Linked DNA regions of Homo sapiens: all the other regions are linked to region 1. A link is a loop called in an ENCODE intact Hi-C map of the cell type or tissue named here. Cell type or tissue: Caco-2. All regions are shown on one strand. Links, peaks and the distances in the headings refer to the core of each region. The heading gives the core; the rest is flanking DNA. Region 1 overlaps SPTBN1 (spectrin beta, non-erythrocytic 1). Region 2 overlaps SPTBN1 (spectrin beta, non-erythrocytic 1). Region 3 overlaps SPTBN1 (spectrin beta, non-erythrocytic 1).

Evidence for each region. Peaks named below come from ENCODE experiments on the same cell type or tissue, not always from the same donor. Only the 100,000 strongest peaks of a DNase experiment are listed, where the experiment ranks them.
Region 2: it touches region 1 in a loop (5-fold over the local background); 4 of 110 quality-filtered maps call a loop at or near these places.
Region 3: it touches region 1 in a loop (3-fold over the local background); 15 of 110 quality-filtered maps call a loop at or near these places.

What each region holds. Positions count from the first base shown.
Region 1 is chr2:54,571,673-54,578,889 of GRCh38, reverse strand. All of the region lies in intron 2 of SPTBN1 (spectrin beta, non-erythrocytic 1), which reads right to left. Among named protein-coding and RNA genes, the nearest start is that of SPTBN1-AS1, 17 kb to the right of the region's middle. RefSeq lists silencers at 4,103-4,162, 4,233-4,392. In Caco-2, for the core only: no CTCF peak of the experiment used is centred there; DNase peaks (open chromatin) are centred at 4,259, 4,539, 5,931 and 6,409.
Region 2 is chr2:54,666,849-54,674,065 of GRCh38, reverse strand. It overlaps SPTBN1 (spectrin beta, non-erythrocytic 1), which reads right to left. Exons shown (of 36, transcript NM_003128.3): 35 at 6,420-6,462; 36 at 2,620-5,715. The coding sequence ends at 5,497. All of the region lies in intron 1 of SPTBN1-AS2 (SPTBN1 antisense RNA 2), which reads left to right. Among named protein-coding and RNA genes, the nearest start is that of SPTBN1-AS2, 9.6 kb to the left of the region's middle. RefSeq lists an enhancer at 260-554. In Caco-2, for the core only: no CTCF peak of the experiment used is centred there; DNase peaks (open chromatin) are centred at 4,035 and 4,375.
Region 3 is chr2:54,636,674-54,643,890 of GRCh38, reverse strand. It overlaps SPTBN1 (spectrin beta, non-erythrocytic 1), which reads right to left. Exons shown (of 36, transcript NM_003128.3): 18 at 6,088-6,178; 19 at 762-908. Among named protein-coding and RNA genes, the nearest start is that of SPTBN1-AS2, 40 kb to the left of the region's middle. In Caco-2, for the core only: no CTCF peak of the experiment used is centred there; no DNase peak of the experiment used is centred there.

The sequences.
Region 1 (7,217 bases), core at 1,634-6,633:
AGAGAACAAACCCAGCATTCACCAACCCAACAATCCTATTAGGAATCTTATGATTCTGGACTCTTGAAGTGGCAGAAGTAGCATCATACACACACACATCAGAATTATCATCACACACACACACACACACACACACACACCCCATCAGAAGACACTTGCCTAGGCCAAATTAAATCATTTCTGGAAGTGGGCAGGGTATAAATAATAAATATAAATAACTTGCCTCACTGATGCCAAATATAGATCATAATGAATGGGAACAAAATCAAGTTTGTGGTTTTAGGATACAAGTAAGGCTGAACACGTAAGGATGAACTCTTAGAAACAGTTTTTATATCTGCTATGGGGAAACTCAAAAGGTGGCCTGAAAACACAATGCAAATCGCAGCTGGAAGTCTTCACTTATACTTGGCAGCAGCAGCAGCAGCAGCAGCTAACCGGAAACAGGGATTATCCATTTTATTCACACAGGGACATCACAGAACAAAAGGCTAACACTTAGCCCAAAAACACCAACAAACACTCAACCAGTCGAAAATATTTAAAGTCAAGAAAAATCAGCAATCTCCAATAATCTGAACTTCAGATGTGGTTTCCTGGCCTAACTCCATGTTTCTGGGTAATGCCATCACCTTTGAACATTGCTCCAAGGTTATTCTCTGTGTAGCAAATGCTCAACGATGCAGCAGTGAACACTGTACTTTTAAATCCAAGATTCTACTTCAGTGCCAGTACAGTTTATTCCAGGTTCTCACGGGTACATTACAAATAATTTCATATACTGGGAAAATACAGATCAAGAGAGTCTGTACTGTCAGCTGAGTCCTTTATAGTCTGGAATCTCCAAAGTACCATCAAAGAAAAGGGAATAAAGTCCTCCAAGATAAGGCAAGGCTTGAATTTTACATGGCATTCACCATGCTGCTCCTTGTTACCATCACCAATGAAGAGTGAGAGTCTCAGCAAATCCTTTAAGATTGAAAAAAGGATCAGGAATTTCTACCTCTCAACAACTGCTTTCACTAAATCAAGGTTGCCCAGGGTCCTAACAAAATCCTAATGTGGGATCTACAAAAGCACCAGGTGAAAAATGCTCAACAGGCAGCACAGCAAGATGGTTAAAAATTGAGTCCCAAAGCGCACTGCGTGGGTTGGAATCCTGGCTCCATTTACTAGTTAAGTGTCCTTGGGCACAGCTTCCTTTGTGCCTCAGTTTCCTCATCTTCAAAATGGAAATAACACATCACACAAGGACGCTATGAGGAGCATATGAATCAATACTGCAAAGTACTTAGGACAATGCCTGCACAAGGGGAGTATCAAGAAGTTTTGGTGGCTATTACCATTATCAGTACCACCACCAATACAGGGCTAGACTTTAGGTAGGGACCTACTTTCCTTCTCTCTTTGCATGAGAATCCATATACCTTTTCTTTTGCTTTCCCTCTCCTTTGTAGCTTGTTAGGTTTCCCACAGGACTGATTTTGTGAGCTCAAAGCATGAGAAGCCAAAAATGCTTAATGTTTTGGCAGTGGGCATCTACCCAGAAGAGCCTTGGGGGAGCACATTCGGTAAAATGAAAGTGACCAGAGTAAACGGCCATGCATTTATTTGCAGGGGCCTTCAAATCTGTATCAGACAATCTACAACCCTAACAGGTTAGAGAACTGAAATGCAAGTCACTTGTCCAAGGTCATTTAACCAACATCAGCTGCTAAGCAGCACCTGATTCCCGGGACCTGTGCCAAGATTAGCTGGCTGTTGGCTAACAAAAAGGAGGCAAAACCCCCAACTAATAATAAGCATTAACAAATGAAATGGAAGGGGAAAAAAAACTTGCATGATGTCCCAAGTAGAATTCTAGCCATTCCCCAACATCCTCCATGGTTTCATGACTCCCTCTGTACACCCCTACCCCCAAGCACCCATCATCTCATAATCTAATCCAGGTCATATTTAAAAACTTGCAATCAATGTCAATTCCTCCAAAATGCTTCCCCCACATCCCAGGACCAAGGAATGATATTTGCATGTTTGGGATCACTTACCTAGTATTCCCTTTCAGAATGTAATTTGAGACCGTGGCTGTCCCTTACACACCTGTGTTTCCAGTGTGCTCAGCACTGTAAGCTGCTCACCTTGACACCCACTTGCTGGCTGAATATTGATTGAACAGGTGGATGGATTTGATGGCTCCCTCAGTGATCTTCAAGCTAAAAATGGGTTCTAAAAAGTCATCCTGCCTTCTTCCACGGCACTTATTCTTGGCTAATTAAGAGGTACATGCTACTCCATTCTCACAGCCAGGCAGCTGTGGCGCATCAACTAGAGCGTATAAGCAACGGCCTTCCAGGATTTGTCAGTTGAGTTTTGAGTACAAGTTCTAGAAAGTACTACTTCTTCAAAGTATAGAGTAAAAAAAAAATTGAAGTAACAGAGCCAACAGCTGTTTTCCTGGACCTACACATACCTGACATCAACGTTCCAGCTTTAAGTTATTAATTAGGCCAAAGCAATAGCAGAAAGAAGAGCTGAAGGCCGGGCGCGGTGGCTCACACCTGTAATCCCAACACTTTGGGAGGCCGAGGTGGGTGGATCACCTGAGGTTAGGAGTTTAAGACTAGCCTGGCCAACATGGTAAAACCCTGTCTCTACTAAAATACAAACATTAGCCGGGAGTGGTGGCAGGCACCCGTAATCCCAGCTACTGGGGAGGCTGAGGCAGGAGAAACGCTTGAACCCAGGAGGCAGAGGTTGCAGTGAGCCGAGATCGCACCATTGCACTCCAGCCTGGGAGACACAGCCAGACTGTCTCTCAAAAAAAAAAAAAAAAAGCTGGATCTGAGTGACAAAAGGAAAAAAACACAGACCATTACCATCATCCACCTCTCTCCCTATCCCTGCTACCATAACCTAAACTGTACCAAAGTCTGGGCCCTGCTTTAACCACTCATCCAACCATGTTTCTCGTACTACAGGTTAATTCCTGTCTCAGGAGAAAAGACCAGGTTCCCATGACTGCCTAGGCAGAGGCATGTTGAGACCCAGCCTCTCAAATGTCTGTACACATTTCTCCTCTCCTTTTGGTTGAGAAGTTTGTGGACAGATTCAAAGGAGTTCCCGATACATCGAAACTGAGCCTTCACGCCACTGAGTCACTGCTTAATTGCATCATAACAGATGTTCAGCTGCAGGTATTTCATCCAGCAGCTAAAAATCCAGAGCCTTTGCAATTGCTACCAGTGGGTCTACATCCACGTCTCTGTGTACAAAAGAATCCTGATATGTCAACGCTCAATATCACCTGAATTTAAGCTATGGCTCAAGTTAAATGCCCTTAGGCAATTTTACCTTAGTTACTTTTACCAAATACCGTATCCACAAGTGGGTGGACGTCAGTTTTGTCCTTCGAGATATGCAGATGCATTACTCATCCCTCCAATGTTACGCTCTTGCAACATCAATGATAAGCAAATTAGCAGACTGTTATCTTTTTAATGGAAGAATTTACTCATCAATAGCAAAAGCTTTATCAGAAATTGACATTATTGAATCCTCTGGAGTTGCAGAAAAGAAAATAAAAAGAAATTGATATTGGGAAAACCTGACTGGTTTCTTTCAGCTGTGTATTGTATTGCTAGGTTAGGTGTGACACTTAACACCTGTGAATGTGGCTGAATCTCCAAGAATGATCAAATACACAACGCTCTGGATTTAAAACAAAACAAAAAAAACCTCAAAATCTACCCATGTGCTGATGGATGTATACACTATGCCTTCCTACGTGTCTCCACCTATTTAGACGAAGCACACGCCTTGAATTCACAGAAATGTTGAAAACGGCCCCCTCTTGCTGCAGAAGTTCACCATCACCCATTTTCTTACTTGCTGGCTAAATGAGGCTGCCACCTCAAGTCATCTTTCTGGTCCTCAGGTTCCTCAATCCACAAAGCAGTTATGATACCACCTAGCACACAGGGTGACTGAAGGGATAAATAATATGTTCATGAAGGTACCTGGTTTATGCCTGGTTCATGCTGGAAAGCCCCCACACACTTTTTCAAAAAGTCATGTTTGATGCAGGAGAAAGAAGTCAGTGGTTTAACTAACTACATCACAGGCATCAGTAGACACATGAGCAAAGTGGTGGAAGGGTGTGACCTGCAATTCCAAACCAGACTGCACTGATCGAGCTCTCATGGGATCACTGATTCCCCACGTGCCTGACATGAGCATGACCCATTCTAAACACAGGCCTGCACCCTGTGACTCAAGTGCTGCAGCTTATCAGCAACTGATGGGCTTTCTGACCCTGGGTGAGAAGACCTGACCTCCAAAGGCAGGAGGAAGGAAACCACATGATAAAAATCATCACTCTGAGGGGAGGATGCTTTCTGCGCAGCTAGGGCTAAGGAAGTTGTTTCAAAACAGACTCAAGAAACGTGTAGGCTGCTGCTAGGAGACTTGGGTCCAACTGCTCCCTCCAGATCCTGCCACACCTAAATGATCCCAAGAAGATAACTATCTCGGAGAAGCAGTGTGAGGTAATGGTTTAATGCTAGGGCGTGGTCAACAGCCAGGTGCAAAGGCCGGCTCCGCCACACTAATAACTGTATGGCATTCTCTCCAAGCCTTGCTTTCCTCATCTGTAAACAGAGATAACGCCTGACCCTATCTCTAGCATTCTTCTGATTGTGAAATTAGATAATGTATGTCATAAATAGCACAGTCTGGTACATAAGTGTCCAATAAATGTTGGCTATTGTTACTGGAAAGGTGTCTGTTTCCTTCATTAGACCAGTTGAGGGGACCTGAGAACAAAGACAACCCCAACATTTGTGTCCCCCCACAAAAATTTCTTAGATTTAATTATGAGTTTGTATTTTCCATACGGGGTTCATGCACATTATTCTAACTGATTCTCACAGCAACCCCAGAGGAGAAGGGAGGGCTGGTGTTCTGTTTTGCAGGTGTACAAAGCACCCCCCTCCCATAAATACATCCATTCAAATCCCATTAGAAAAACAGGATCCGTTTTCCTGTCTCTTGACTTGTTTGTGAGCTTCCTGAGGGCAGAGATAGAAATTACACCCCTGTGGCCCTAGTGCCTGAGCAAAGAGCCGCAGGCAGAGGCCCTCCATAAGGCTGAATATTAAAAAGGGGTTGAGTCATACTAAGAATCATAATTATTCTAATGACCATGTCTCCTAGTAGTCCAAAAGGAGTTCTGTTTCTAACGCAGAAAACCTTAGCAAATGAGTTACACTGTGAATTCCCGCTGAGGGAGGAGGAACAAAGACAGAGGATCCCAAATCAACTGCTGAATCACCGAGTCAGGGGTCCCCAACCCCCAGGTCACAGACCGGTATTGGTCCTGGCCCGTGACCTATTAGGAACCGGCCACACAGCAGGAGGTGAGTGGTGGATGGGAAGCATTACTGCCTGAGCTCTGCCTCCTGTCAGATCAGCAGCAGCATTCTCACAGGAGCCAAACCCTATCATGAACTGTGCATGCAAAGGATCTAGGTTACCACTCCTTAATAAGAATCTAATGCCTGATGATCTGAGGTGGAAGAGTTTCATCACGAAACCAACTCCCCATTTCCTCCACCCTATCTGTGGAAAAATTGTCTTCTACAAAACCAGTCCCTGGTGCCAAAAAGGCTGGGGACCGCTTTACTAAGTGACCTGTGCATCACTTTCCTCTTCCAGAAACATGGAGCAGAACAGCTACTCCTTATAAGCAAAGAGGGAGCAAAGATCAATGACATAATTCACATCTGCAGACAACTATGAGCTCACAGGAAACTGAGGTAAGAAAGGTCATTTCAGAGTCATTTAATGACAACAATGGCTGAGATGAGTATCTGGTGGGGTCTGGGCCCGCCTTCTCATCTGATTCCCAGCACGCTGTGGCAAACACAAAGGCAGTCAGCTTCTAGAGCCCCTTCCCACTCACACTGCTCCTGGGCCGTGGGTCACACTGCTCTAGTGCCCTTCCCTCAACTCCAGCCCTCTCCCTTTCCAAAAACCCATCTGAATTTACTACCCTGATAAAGACTGCAAGTGTATGGTTCTGTAGCCAAGAACTCCTAGTCAAACTGGCTACAGTCAAGCCCACTGCTGAACGAGTATGACTTTTAAAAATTGCTTCCTTGTGTTTCAAGTGAAAAAAATAACATCCCACCTCCAAATTGAAATCATATATGTATATTTGTAGAGGAAAAACAAAGATTTTTTGTAAAGGGGGGCAGAGATTGGGAGGCACAAAGGGCTGGGAAAGTAGTTCATGGGCCAAAAGCAGTTTTCTTTCAGATATGTCTTCAGTTTAAAAGACCAAGTTTGCACATTCGTGTGCTATCTAAGTTTCTGAAGCCCAGCCTCTATTTGCTCAGAGTGTGATTTAACTGCCTGGCTTCTAGCAAAGCATTACTCACACTGTTATCTCTGTAAACAAAGACACTCGCGGTTAGAAAAGCTGTGTTCGTTTTATGGTCACACAACATAAAAATCTGAATAAGCTGCCACACCTAGAAGAATGGATAGATTTCAATTTCCCAGGGTACATTTTTAACATTTTTTTGCTATGTAACCTGATTACATTAGTGTAAATGCATCTTAAAACTTTATCCTGGTCCAAATATTCTTGCCCCATCTCATTCAAAAGAAAGGGGGGAAAAAGACAATGTGATGTCTAATTTCTAGGGGAACTGTTTCTGTCTCCCTAAGTACCTTAGTACCGTGGCTTCCCTCTCCTCTCCTCTTCTCCTCACCAAAGTTTAGTAAATTCCCCAGCACCCAGCAGAGTCCTAGGGAGTATGTGAGAGTCCAACCACAAGAGTTCCCTAAATTTGAGCTTTAAGGGGATGAGGGGAGGTTGTCACTAGGGTCATATTAAACTTCATTTTATCAAAAAAAGTAGATAGGCCCAGCCTAAGCCCTTCCTGGAGTTTTAGTTTAGCCACATCATGGACAAAATTATTTTCATGATGTATTCTTTCATTCAAGACATCATTTATTAAGTGGCTCTTTTCTCAGGGAAGAGGCCCCTGGAAGGAAAACCAGCTAAATCACTTTAAAACATATGCATTACTGCTTATATTACTTTACCTACTCATTCATCCCTTTATTCATGAAACATTTATTTGTATGCCATCCCTAAGAAGGAATACAGAGATACACGCAAACACACTAACACACTATCCTCCTGGGAGTTC
Region 2 (7,217 bases), core at 1,469-6,468, 95 kb before region 1:
ACAAAACTTGAGGAACAGGAACACTGGAAATAATTCACTGTGACGGAGAAACGTAAATGATGACCGAAGATGGAGCAGATTCCCCGGGAGAAATGTTGTGAGCCAAGACTTGGCCTCAGCTCCACTGGAGAAAGCTCCCAGGTTCCCGCCCAGCGCCCAGACTCCAGAACACAGGATGCCCCACCCTGTGGAGAAAGTCGCTGCGGGCTTATGTAAGGGAAATTCCCCTTCCCTTTAAAGAACCAGTTTCAGGAAACACCACTAACGTCCTGCCTCCCTGATTTCCACTCCCGGACACAATGGGTCTCCACCGTGTGATAAATATCCGAAAAGACAAGTCAAGGCCAAGTGGAAACATACGCAAGCCACACGCCCCTGCGGGCCCCAGCATGGCCGCCCTCCAGGATGTCTGTGCTGAGGCAAGAACGCACAGAGCCCAGGCTCACCACGGGGAAGCCACAGGCCTTGTGGGTGCCGGGTAAGGGAGTGAAGGGAGCTCCTGCCAGCTTCTCTGAGTTTCAGTTACAGAGTCCTATGCCTATGTGTCCTCTTCCTGCTGTGACTCGGCCCTGACCATAAGAAAAACCAACCCTGATAAGTTACACCAGGTTGAAAGGAACACTGAAAACACAGGTCAGGCAATTAACGCCAGGGGCCGTAGAAAACCCGGGCATCCCTGAGGAAGCAGGTCTTCCAAGCTCCCCTGCACAGAAGAGTCAAAATGAGGCATTACCTTGGAAAAACTTGAATTCTACTCAGTAATTCTATCACCCACTATCACTCTCCCAAATCAGCCCAGTTCACGAGTATGAGGGATTGGTGAAGCTTCTTCAAAACTTGAGTGAAAATGCCCTGAACCGCATGGAAGAGAAGCGTCAGCTACTCACACATCGTGATCCCTATTTACATGAAAGGGAACAAGCAGGACCTTTCACTTCTGTTTTCTGAAATGCTGCTTTTAAGGCTGACCTTTCACACACACACACACACACACACACACACACACCCCACAAAAAACAAAAAAACATTCAAAGCTCAAATAGGATATAACATTCTTTCTCACAGGCAGGCCAGTTGAATTTTCCTTCTACAAGTTGAAAAACTCGTTTTTCTAGGGTGGCCTGTGTTCTTTAAGTTGGGTCTAAACCTTGAAAAACTTTGAAGCTCACGTTTATTTCTCCCCGAGGGAAATCTTTATTCAGTTCTGAAAAGTAAAAAAGAGCACTTCAAGTACTTGATCCAGAGAACTGGGAGGCGGGTTCAAGAAAGACACACACACACACACACACACACACACCCTGCATACCAAGGGAACGAGCTTCAGCCAAAATGGGAGACAATGACATAAGGCTGGTTAAATATATGAAGATTTGTAGAAGACTGAATGAGGGCTCAGAGGCAGAGAGTAAGAGTTACTTGCTCAGACACTGCAGATGAGGTGAAACTACCTAAAAATGGGGCTGAAGGGGAGAATGGAAAGACCATGTAGAATAAGTGTTTTTCAAAATTCTTCTCAGCACTCCTGGGTATTTCTTTATCCCAGATTAATGAAGATTTATGTTCATAGGAAACCCCAAACATAAATGTTTAATATAGTTCTACTCCCAATAGCCCAAACTGGAAACAACCCAGATGTCCGTAAGTGAATGGCTAAAAAACTGTGGTACATCCATACCACAGAATATTATTCAGCAACACAAAGGAATGCACTATTGATATACACAATATTACTTGGATAAATCTTCAGAGAATTACGTCAGAGAAAAAAGTCAATCCTGAAAGGTTACATCCTACATTATTCCTTTTATACAACATTCTTGAGATAAGAAATTTCAGTGGATCCCCAAAACTCAGCACATTGTAGGTGCTCAATAAATATTTGTTAGGGGAAGAAAACGACAGGTTTCCAGCAATAAAGAACAGACTGGTGACTGCCAGAGGTTGGGGAGGGAGTGGAGGTGGGAAGTGGGTGTGGTTATAAAAGGGCAACAGGAGGTACCCTTGTGGTGGCAGGAATGTTCTGTATCTTGACTGAATGTCAATATTCTGTATGTGATACTATACTATATAGTGTTGCAAGCTACCACTGGGGGAAACTGCGTAAACAGCACTGTATTATTTCTTACAACTGCATGTCAGTATACAAGTATTGCAAAATAAAGAGTTAAAAAAAAAAAAAAACTGTTCTCAGTTATTGGTGGTGGTAGTATTAGTATTGCTATTCTGAGTTTTTATAACATGGAATAAAGCAAATGAATAATTTTAAACTATTCTAGTGGAAAATGAAATATTTCACCATGATCTTCAATAGACAGAAATCTCTATTGAGCTTTGATGGAAAGAAGTCTTTTTTCTTCTTTGTTAAAATATGTTTTTGTGTTATGGACCATGTTTAGAAAGGTCAATTCAAAATTATAAAACATATTCACCAAAAAACGAGGATTTCACCAGAAAACTCAAATATATTTAAGCCCATAAATTCATAATATTTAAAAAATTGTTCATCTTTAGAGGATAGGAACCAACTCATAAATAACGCTGATTATAGGAAAGTAATGCAAATAATGGGAAAGACTCCAGCATTGATCCTGCCTTTTCTACATGGACTGCACCACTACATGAAGGGAAGTATGTCTTTATTTAAGAATTCCGACTGATAAAACAATGTATCCAGGGGAACTAACATAGGATCCCCATACACAAGCAATTCTAACAGTTCCAGGAACTTGGTGAAATGACAATGTGCCCATCACCCAGTCTGATACAGTGTTTCACCTACTCAAGATGCCAGGAATTGTAAGAAGCACAGTCACTGGCACTCTCGGTACACCCAAAAAAACCACAGCCAGTTCCGGAAGTGCCATCAGAAGATGCATCCCAACTTGAGATGCTCAAGTAGGACAAAAAGTGGCCTTGATTCAAGTGACAACGCCATTTCATATCCTAAGCCTTATTTTCACTACTTCTTACTCTTCAGATTTATGGAGGGGCCAGTATTGTCACCCATATTGTATCACTGAAAATCAGGGTAAAATAGCACAGCATTATGGCAACAAGAAATATGCAAAATCCTCAAAAAACATGATAGTGGAAGAATAAAAAAAAAACAAAAAACCCAAAAACTATTTACCCTGCCAGGCTTGAAGCTCATCAGGCTGTGCGGCCTGTAACCTCTGATGGCGAACACGTCTTGACTGGGGTCTTCTGACGCTCCTCTCGCTGCCCATCATCTTCCACATTCAGGCCTCAGTGGATCCTTATCAAATGCACCAAGAGAGAGCAAATACCACCAAACCCTGGCTTCATAACTACAGATCTGCGAACTGTTGAAATTATGTGCACGATGTTCCACATGTACGTATTTATTATGGGACTCCAGGATTGCTGGTATGAACTTATTGCCATCTGCACAGCTTTGTCAAGAGTACAAGACTGTAATTAATCACAATTGTTTCCAAGATACTTTGCCTTAACTAAACATTTTGGTCTGTTGAGAATAGAACAACTTGATTCCAACCCTGAGCATGGCAAGGGCAAAGGACTGTCGTGGGAAGCAGGGGAGAGGATGGTGAGGTCTCAGTTTGCCTAGAGGTAAGAGAGTTAAGAGAAAGCTTTGATGCCACGCAGCTGTGGAGCCCAGGGCTGATGCCACCTTAGGCATGGTCTTTGTGGAATAACTTACTGGACATCCATAATACTAATATCCATTGCTGCTTTATGCAAGTGGCATGGAGTCAACATACCCAGATAACCCAGGAAAAGTATGTCACTTGTAAATAACCCACGACTCTATGCTGAAGTCAGCAAACTATGGCCCATGGGCCAAACCTAACCTCTTGCCTGTTTTTTTTTTTTCTTCTTTTTGGTCTGATCTGTATAAAATAGACTTTACATTTTGAAATCATTAAGAAAATCAAAATATTGTATGGCATGTCAAAGTTATATGAAATTCAAATTTATGTCCTTAAATAGTTTTACTGGAACACAGCCATGCCCAGGCATTCACATACCGTCAATGGCTGCCTTTGTATTACGCAACAGCAGAATTGAGCAACAGAGACAGTTACGGCCTACAAAGCCTAAAATATTTACTATCTCTGTCCCTTTACAGAACAAATTTGCCAACCCCTATCTCAGAGTTCAGGTTTCACAAGTGCTCTGGTAACTTTTTCATAAATAAAAGATAAAGCCTGAATGTATAACTACAAAACAGTCACATTTATTACTGTTTGCTGTAGTTTTCAAAGCTTGTGCACCAGACATGCATAAAAAATGCAAAAGTGAGCCCAGACTGGTTGTAAAATGTTTCTTGTTTGTCATTTCTCCCTTTGCAGTTTCCCTACTGGGCATGCACACGCAGCAGAGGAAGAACAACAACTAGTCACCGTGCTAGATTTAAAAGCATTTAATGACATAGCATATATTTAACAGATAGGGCAAAAGTTGAGAGGTACAGGTCGTACGACTGAGCACCAGGCCTGAGCGACCACCTCCCTGTTCAGGCCCAGCCTCTGGAGTTCATTCCTATCAATGTCATTTTGATTGTGCAGTAAGATGAAAATTTGTCATTACAATAGTTACAGTGACAGAGAAATGCACACTATGTATCAAATAGCAAGGAAATGAAGCAAATTATAACACAGTGTGGCAACGCACGAGCAAGTAACCATTAGAGTAACATTACTTTGTCCAGTAAATGCTTCAGTTCCACCACTTGTACACTTACCAATGATTTAAAGGGTTTATTATACATCTAGTTTTATTATACTTTGTACTAGAATTATCTCAAACGTACAATATAATGTATTTCAGCAAAAAAAAAAAATTGAAATTACAGATTATTTAAAACAGTATCAGTTTTCTATTCCTTCTTGTATACTGACATTCTTAACCGTCATAGCAGTTGATGCAGAAAAGCCGCATGTCGTGTGTTAGTAAGTGATGCCAGATACAAATGGTTTGGTCTGTAGAGTTAATGTGGAGCTGCACTGTGGCTGCAGCAAGATCATAATATGCGATCTGTTTAATAAAGGTTAGCCCCATCTCGGGCACTTCTAAGAGTCAAGAGTCAGGGTAACCACCAGAAGTAAATGGAGAGAGAATGGTGTCAGGATATTGGTACATTTTGCCTCTGGTGAGCACAGGAAATATTGATTAAGCACCGCTGCCTTGCATACCAACAGCACTAGAGGCGGGTTATTTCCAACACAGCCTCACAAAATTGAGGAACAGTTTAAATACTGAGATCTAATCTATATAATTTCATTAAAAAAAAAATCTGGCCTTCCCTCTGCACCTCAAACTTTTGTAACTTGGAGATAAAGTGTTTAGGTGTGTTTCCCCCACCCCCCCCGAAATGCTCTATAAATTAAAAAAAAAAAAAAATCAACCACATTGAGGAACATTAGGCACAGAGAGTAATGTGTTGGTTCTGAGCTTGCATGCTGGAATTTCACTGAAAAGGTAAGAGAAGGGCAGGAGGTGAAGGAAAGGAGTTCATTTCTTTTTGCCAAAAAGGCTGAACCGCTTCTCTTTGTCTTTCTCTTTGTCCTTTTCCCGCTTGCCGGGACTGGACTCGCTGGTGATGGTGACGACGCTGGTGGGGAGGGTCTGCGCGCGGCTGGATGCTGGCGTGCTCTGGGTGCTGGCAGACACCTCGTGTTTATCAGAGGAGATGGCGGAAGAGATAGCCTGGATCCATGTGTTCATTTCCTCCTGGACAGAGGAAGGGACACAGGTGAGACTCAACTAAGAGTAGGCATGAGGGGTTCTGGCTCCAAGGCTTGGGAATGGCGCATCTGGCCAACTGAGGGGTAAGCAGAGTCACTTCTGGGCACTGTCCCCAAATGCACCTCTGCCTTATCAGTACAGGAGAGGGAACCTGGTTCAGCTTCTCATGAGAATTCAGTTCTACTCATCACCCTAGTATGTGGCCCTACAAACTTGTAACAGCTGGAAGACCAGTCTCAATCTGTGAGGTGGTCAGATCCCACCCTAGAAGGTGCTTTTTCACATTTAAAGCATTACAGGTGTTGTTTTTCCATCAATGGACTCTCTCTTTCCTTGAGGTGAGGTACACACCCATTAAACAGCTGGCTGCTGGCGAAGGGTGCAGCGGGGGTCCCATCATGATCCACAACCAGTCCTGGGACCACCTCACTATGCCTCATCCCTGGGAGGGGACAGGCAAAGATTCCATCGACTTTAAGGGATCCTGCCTCGGCAAAGGGACAGTGAGATCATATTCACTGCCTTCTAGAGACAGAACCAAACACCTTCTAGTGCTGGTGACTGGAGCCCAGTGATAGAAACCATCACTGATCATCATTTACATGAAGAACTTTCTGAATAAAGCCCATCATCACACAAACACTTGCAAACTCCTAAGTAGTGGAGAGAAATAACATTTAGAAACTTACATCGTCTTTGGCTTGGAAGAGGTACTCATTGCCATCATTTAGTCTGTAATTTCAAGGAAGAAAGTTAGTCACCACTTAATTACAGAGAAATAAAAATCCCCCAACTCCCATATCCCATGCAGGACAGAAGTAGACCACAGGAGTCACAACAGAAGCGTCAACCTACATATGTCACCACCAAGCCTGGGGACCCGCCCAGGCCCAGCAACAGACCCCTGGAGATCAAGAAGCCATATAATCGCGCCAATGATACACACAGGGAGCCTGTGCTTCAATCCAATGGAAGGATTTTAAAAAGCCCCAAACATAACATTTGGGTTTATTGTGGCAAAAATCACTTGTGGATGCCTGATCACTTACTGGTCTAAACTGAGTTCAGGAGAAAGCTTTTGAACACAATGAGCCCTTTTGAAATTCTGCTACTGAGCTTGTATCCCCTACATTCACATGTTCCAGAGTTTCAGAATAGGCAAACAGAAAATGTCCTTCAACTTTTCTTCTACTGTATGTCTCAGAATTAAGAAGCCCTATTAGTGTGACACTGGGAGGTCCCCAGGCTTGGAAGGGTCACAGGTTCACTCTGTGGCTGCGGAGAGGACGAGGGTACTGTTGTGTAACACAGGGTAGGGGCCGTTCGCTAATATCCCAGCTCTCTGAAGCTGCATGAAGGGAGTACAAAGGGGAAAGCAGCCAAGGAGCCAGGCTGCCGGTGCATTGTCCTACAAAATGTAAAGTGTTCCAGGACCCAAAGAGCCTGCCTGCACTGCGCAGCAGCAGAGCTTAATAAATCAAACCATC
Region 3 (7,217 bases), core at 681-5,680, 66 kb before region 1:
GTGCCTCAGCCTCCCCAATAGCTGCGATTACAGGCACATACCACCAGGCCTGGCTATTTTTGTATGCTTCATAGAGATGGGGTTTCACCATGTTGGCCAAGCTGGTCTGAAACTCCTGGCCTCCAGTGATCCATCTGCCTTGGCCTCCCAAAGTGCTGGGATTACAGGCATGAGCCACCGTGCCCTGCCAACACATTATTTTAACCGTGAAGAATCTGAAACACTATAAAAAGTCTAAAAGGAGAGAAGTCGGGGGGAAGGGGGGGACTCCATATTCATCTTCAGTTATGCTGCCCAGAATCTCTCTGTGCAAGAATAACACATCATAGTAATTATTATAGCGCCTGGTATACAGTAGTCTCATAGGAAAAAGCAATTTTAAAAAATATGTATATATTTAAAATTATGTGCAATCTGTCACAGTACAACACAAATAATATGATCAAGACAGTGGAATCCCTGCATGAGAGCTCACAGTCCATCAGCAACAGCAGATGAGAGGCACAACAGAAACTAAATGCCTAGTATTCGTTCTACGATAAATCAAGCATTTTCTACTAACTGGTTGGGTTTCTGCTTTTTTCCCTTTTGATGGGTTGAAGTCAGGAACCCGTACGTGCAAAGGGAGCTATTACTGGCTGTGTAACTTACGTAAATGTACAGATAAGATCAGATATGCTGGAAAATGTGCTAAATAAAAAGGAGTTTATTACTACCCTGTTTGTTTTCTCACCATGGCCACATCAAATGTTTTAACTCACCTTCTCGATTTTGTCAAGCCATTCTTTGTTGGATGCAAGTTCTGCCATAAATGCTTGATGCTTCAACCATTTACTGTGCAGATTTCTGGCTTCATCGTAAGACATGTCCTGGGCTGTGAGCATCTTCTCATTGATCCAGAGAGACAGCTACAGAAAGATCAGAAGGATTCAGAGATTGTGATCCTAGACATCAGCCTTTTTTCCGCCTGGAAAGGGTTGTGTTTATGTCATATTATGCATACTACACACGTTTCCATGGTGACAGACAACCAAATATTTAACTTCACAACTCTGACCCGTCATGACAGGTGTCCATTAGATGGAGCTTGTACCTGAGCTCTGCTCCAAACTATATCTAACATTCATTCCAGAAGTACAAAAGCTCTATAAGCCAGTTTTCAAACTGTTTGGCACTCATAACTGGCTTTCCCCACAAAAGGCCCGTGTTTAAAATTCTACCCTAACCACTCCAAGACATGACTCTTTTTCTCTTCCAAATACCTGTGTCAGCTATACCATGTTAATCATGATTGACTTTTACTCCATTTGGCAATCCTTCTTACTCTCTTAGTTCTTTTTATTAAAAAAAAAAAAAAAAAACTACTTATTTATTACCTCCCCCTTTTTGTGGGTGCATCGAAGGGAATGCAAAAAGGCATAAATAACTTGCTCACTGTAGGGCTAAGGCAACAATCATGCCCTTTCAATGTTTCCTTCAAGTTTGAGTCACCTTCACCTCTTTTTCTATAGCCTCTAGTTCTCTAAAGAACCTTTCATTCACACCAAGAACACTTCACAGGACTTGATTTTGAGACCCAACATGTCTGCTTGGATCTGAACTCTAGAGAGCCGCACAAAGGCTGCTGGCCGCTGACAGACCTGAGAAAGGAGCTCTCTTACCGGGGTCAGCCAAACGCCAGGCCCAGACCCACTTTTGCTGGCTTCCATCCCGAATCGGCCCTGGCTCATTACTGCCTGCCTGTAAGGGCCATGCCAGAGTCCTGATTCCCGCCCCATTTGCTTTGCTAACCTAGGAAGAGCTTTTTGTTTGCCCAGGCTGAAGATACACAAAAGAATGCAGAGCCAGCCTGGAATCAGAAGTAACCAACTGAAGGGACCATGTCCCTTCTCCTGAGTGACCGTGAGAAGCCCACTTTTACACCAGTTATTGTCACAACAAATTGGCACCTTAAATCCTTCATGGTTCTACCAACAAAGATCTAGAAGTGACACATAAAACCAGTAGAAGTACTTACAGAATTAACACTTCCAAGGCCCTTCCACTCCCACTGTGGGCTGCTGCCAGGAAAGGCTCCCCGAGATTTGTTTTTTGGAAATGATGTCAAGGAGAGCGACGTGGGTCACAGGAGCCCTCTGGCTCTGAAAGTGGGTGAACTCTTGGGCACTGTCCCTATTCTCAGGCTATTCACCACACAGGGAATGGGGCAGGGGGCGGGGGTGGGAGGGGGTTAAAAGCAAAAGGTAGTGAGATTTTTGATTTCACTCTTTGTTGAGGGAAAAACTAGCAAATCTCATAAAGTCCTTTGTCATCAAAGACCATGGATCTATTAGACAATAAAGGCACGCACTTCCTACTTGGAAAAAATTATCTATGTTCCAGTTATCTGGGCAGCTAAAATCTGAAAGACTATGGCTATTCAATCTTAGGGGAAAAGAAGTTAAAGTAAAACTTAATGACAAAATTTTTCCCAGTATTCTGTACATACACACAAAACAGAAGGCATTTATTGATTCAAAGTGCCAAGGACATTCACATATTTTCGCTATTCATAACCACTTACCCAAGAGGGATTAAAAAGAGAGAGAGAGAGAGCGCGCTACATAAAAATCAGAGGCTTATAAACAAATCTGCTCTTTGCTGAACACATCATCCTACAGATAAAGCATCATGCGATACAGCACAATGAAATGGATCTATGGAACTTGCTAGTTCATCAGCACTCTGCAACCAAAGCTACAGTTATTATTTGTGGGCATTTACAAAGGTCATTTAAGAATTTACTCATTCTCTGCAGAAAAGAACACTGTGCAGACTGGAAAAAGATAAGGAAAAAATGCTTTGATCGTTGAATCAAGCTAACAGTAAAGGACTAACTCACATCCCTGTACCAGACACATGTAGATATACTGCCTTCCTGGAAAAATAAAAATCAGTTCCAGAGAATAGGTGGTGTAATGTGAGGACATACAACACAAAAGGAATACCTTTAAAATCATTCATTCGTTTTTCAGGATATCACATTAAAATAACACTACCGGCCAGGCGTGGTGGCCCACACCTGTAATCCCAGCACTTTGGGAGGCCAAGGCGGGTGGGTCACTTGAGGCCAGGAGTTCAAGACCAGCCTGTCCAACAGGGTGAAACCTCGTCTCTACTAAAAATACAAAAACTAGCTGGGTGTGGTGGCGCATGCCTGGAATCCCAGCTACTTGGAAGGCTGAGGTAGGAGACTTGCTTGAACCCGGGAGGTGGGGGCTGTAGTGAGCTGAGATCCCACCACTGTATTCCAGCCTGGGCAACAGAGTGAGACTCTGTCTCAAACAAAACAAAACAAAACAAAACCACTACAAAGATGATGATGGTCTCTATCTTTCCACTGTAACTGGGAATAGGAGGGTCCCTGCTCATTCCAGCATACTGTATATGCCAGCATACTGTATTGCTGGTACAATAGCTGTCCTCATCTAGGTGGTGTTTATGGGGGTGGTAACAGGGGCGGATCTTACAATCCACACCTTCTCTAACCAAGGCACCCAACAAGGAAGGAAGCTGAACAAAGAGACAAACCCCTGGATTCCCCATACCTTGAACAATACCAACATCCTGTAATAGTATTAAATTTGACCTCTGAGTGCTCTGTAAATATCTACCAGAATGACAGGTAGATTATCAAATGTAGGGCTGGTCCACACACAAACGCCATTCTCAAAAGATTCTGGCTTAAAAGGGGTGTATTTTAATAAGGCTGAATGATGGAAAAGTTTATAGCCAATGACTGTATCACCCTTTTGATTATAGTACTATACCAAGTGTTTTAGAGCCCCCAAGCTTGACCTAAATTCCACCAACCATGCAGAGACTATACATGCTGGTGTGGGACACCCGACACCTCCCACAGACACTATGGCTGTACTAACTTCTAATGTGGCTCAAGGAGAGACAGGCAGGACAAGGGAAGACAGGATAAACCAGGATGATTTCGCAGAGCAGTCACACAGAGATCTGCAAATCATCTCCTGGACATAAAAAGCCCCACCCAAACTTTCCTGTGTCCTTTGAGGAGAAGTCACAGAAGACAGAGCCCCTGGGCATGCCTCATAATCACTGGAACTCAGCCAAGGTGTGTGTGGAGGAGAGAACTCCTCATAACCAGGGATGCTCATTTAGAGCAAGTGGAAACAAAGATCTAAAGACCTATTAAGACTGACCATTTCCTGTGATTCTATCGGGAAGAACCGTAACTTTATCTACTTACTTTTCCCATACATGTCTACTTAACGAAATCGACATATGTCAGTGGAAAATAAGAGACTGGAAATTTCAAATACAAATAGGTTTCTCTCAAGGGTTCCCCTGGCCACTCATTGCTCACTCCCTGGTCTTCTTTTTCTTAGATTTAAACTGAGCTTTACCATGGTTAGGTAAATGAATTTCATCTTACTAACTTGCCCTTTAAAAGCAGGAGTGTGGGATCCCATTGAACCCCCTACCCCCAGGAATATGGGCTGAGGTTACAGGGAGTCACAGATGGTTTCTCAAGGTGAAACAGGGACTACCAATCTGTGGAAGGCCCAGCCCAAGCTACAAACACCTCTTCATCCCTTTTACTCCCTCCAGTGAAAAATGGCAACTGGTATTACCGCAGCACACTAGGCAACTCCACATAGCTAACTTTAGATCCCATTACTCTCTTCTATGCCCTGTCTTGGCACATGAATGCCTCTGTAAGTGAGTATCCTACTCAAATGGGTTACTAATGCTTGCGTGTCACTTAGAAGAGGCACTCCTGTCTTCAGCCTGTCTGGCTCCGGGCAAATCCCCCAGAGACCTAGATTCATCAATGTGGTGCTTAAAGTTGACAGACCCTAAGCTTCATAGTTTAGGGGCTTTCCTTCTTAAGGTTTTGCTGCAAGAGCATATTACAAGATTTACAGTAAGACAGCAGTTTAACGGATGCAAAGGATTGCTTCTGTCATACGTGATCTAACGCAGCTGTCACTGGAGCCGTATTTCTTTTAATGCACAGTCACACATTTGCATGCAGGGTGTCTGTGATGATTGAAGTTGTATTCCCAGCGTATGACCTGATTCTACCCCCATACTCTTAGCCCCATCAAGGTTCCTGCAGCTTTTTGTGGATATTCCTCACCCCATTTTTGCCTGAGGATTTTTATTTTAATAAACCAGAGAGGGCTGAGTCTGTTATTCTCCGGCAGACAGAGAAATATGGTGTGCTCACGAACTCACACGTGAAATCAGCTAGATACTATTCTCCAACTAGCGTGCAGAGAAACTACTTTTTTCTGGCCAACTTTAGTTTTCAAAGTTTGTGCATGTATCAGAAGAGCATGAAATAGTACAATGATCATCAGATTAATGCCACATTAAAACTTGGTGCTTGGAATCAGCATTACTGCTCTTTGCATGTTAGATACACATGGGAACAGCCTGAAAGATGGATAGATGAAGGTCTTAAGCGAATAAGAAACTAATTTGTCTTTTGAAAATCTCTGCTTCTTACTTGGTAGCCAGTTTCAGTTCCCTTTAGTTCTTTCCTTCCATATCATTGAAATGTACATTGCTTTAAAGAGTGAAAGCATGACACTAAATACTTCTAGGTTGCACAATATTCTAGGACATCAATATCCAATACAACTTCCTTTGACGACAGAAATGTTCTATATCTGTGTTGTCCAACATGGTAGCCACTAGTCAAAGTTGGCTACTGAGCACTTAAAATACAGCTAGTGATGGAAGAACCACGCTCTTAGTTTTATGTAATTATAGTTAATTTAAAATGAAATAGCCAACCAACCATAAAGACATTGTGGCTGGTGTCTACTGTAATGAACAGTGCAGTACTATACTATTAATATAATAGTCTAGATTATAATGATCTAATTAAGCTGTACCTTGTAGGCTGGAGAACTGATGAAGTGCCACGTATCCCTGCCTGCGAGTCAAATGGGTGCTATGGATTTCTGGTTTCATTAATTTTATAATTCAAAAGGCTCTTGTGCTAAATGCTGGCTGGCAATTGCTATTACTGGAACACAGGAATAGAGGGATTAAAGAGTAACATACCTCTTGACAATCTTGCAGGAATTTCTGTAGATCCCTGTTGTCCTTCAACCTCATCAAAAGTTCACTGGCTGTCTCACGATTCTTCCTATGTCTATTAGAATGGTAACAAAAATAATTTTTAAAAAAGGAAGTAGAGAATCTTGAAATACAGAATACAAATCAATTTATTTCCTGAATTCCTAACTATGCTAAAAAGAGTTTGCTTGCAGTTCTCAATAATGTGAAGGAGACAAGATAAAGAGATTTTAGCATCCTCCAAAGGAGTAAGCCATGGTCCCAGAGAGACCCAAAAATCTGCCCAAACCACACAACAGGCCGAACATACTGTCAAATGATCTATACAAATTTGTTGCTTCCTAATCTGGTGTTAAGAAAAAAATATGAGCACACGCTTTGTACAAGTCCTTATTTTAGGCACCGGGGGAGAAGTGGAAACTTATTTTCAAGAAGCTCATAACTGGGTGACACATACAAGGCTAAGAAAATATATATAATCATGTAACTGGCTTTAAACAAATGTTTCCTGATAAAGAGTTTCTCATCTTGAAAAAAACTCACCAAAAATACAACAAAAAGGAATGAAAATTTTTAGACCTGTAAGACTATATACTAACTCAATCCCACTTTTAATCAATTGATAAGGGTAACTAAAGCTCAAAGAAGTTAAAACACAAAACCTTAAATAAATAACTTGTAAGAACTGGAAAGAGCTGCTGAATTTGGTAAACGCTAAGGTAAAGGGGGTGCTCGCTCCCTACTTGGCTCCTTCCCCATCTGCTGTGAAGGTGCCAGCACTCTTTGGCAAACTTCCTTCATGCACCCAGTGGCTTAGAGACTGGAAACTGAGAAATAGCAGCGTGAATGCCTAGCAAAGGATTGCCTTCCAGTGGCTCCACTACAATAGCGGAGAGCTTCATTTCCAATAGGGGAGGACCCACTGAGGATTCAAAAGCACTGCCACACATACACTTCCTTGATACTCCTGAGTTGCCTAAACAAGAAAGCCAGTCTATATTCAGGGTATTAAGATGGATAAAGGCAGAGTGCAACTGAGGAGAGCTGGGTTTTCATTCGATTCTTAGAGCAATTTCTCTCTGCCTGTGCCTGCACAAGGTCTCTCCTCTATCCAC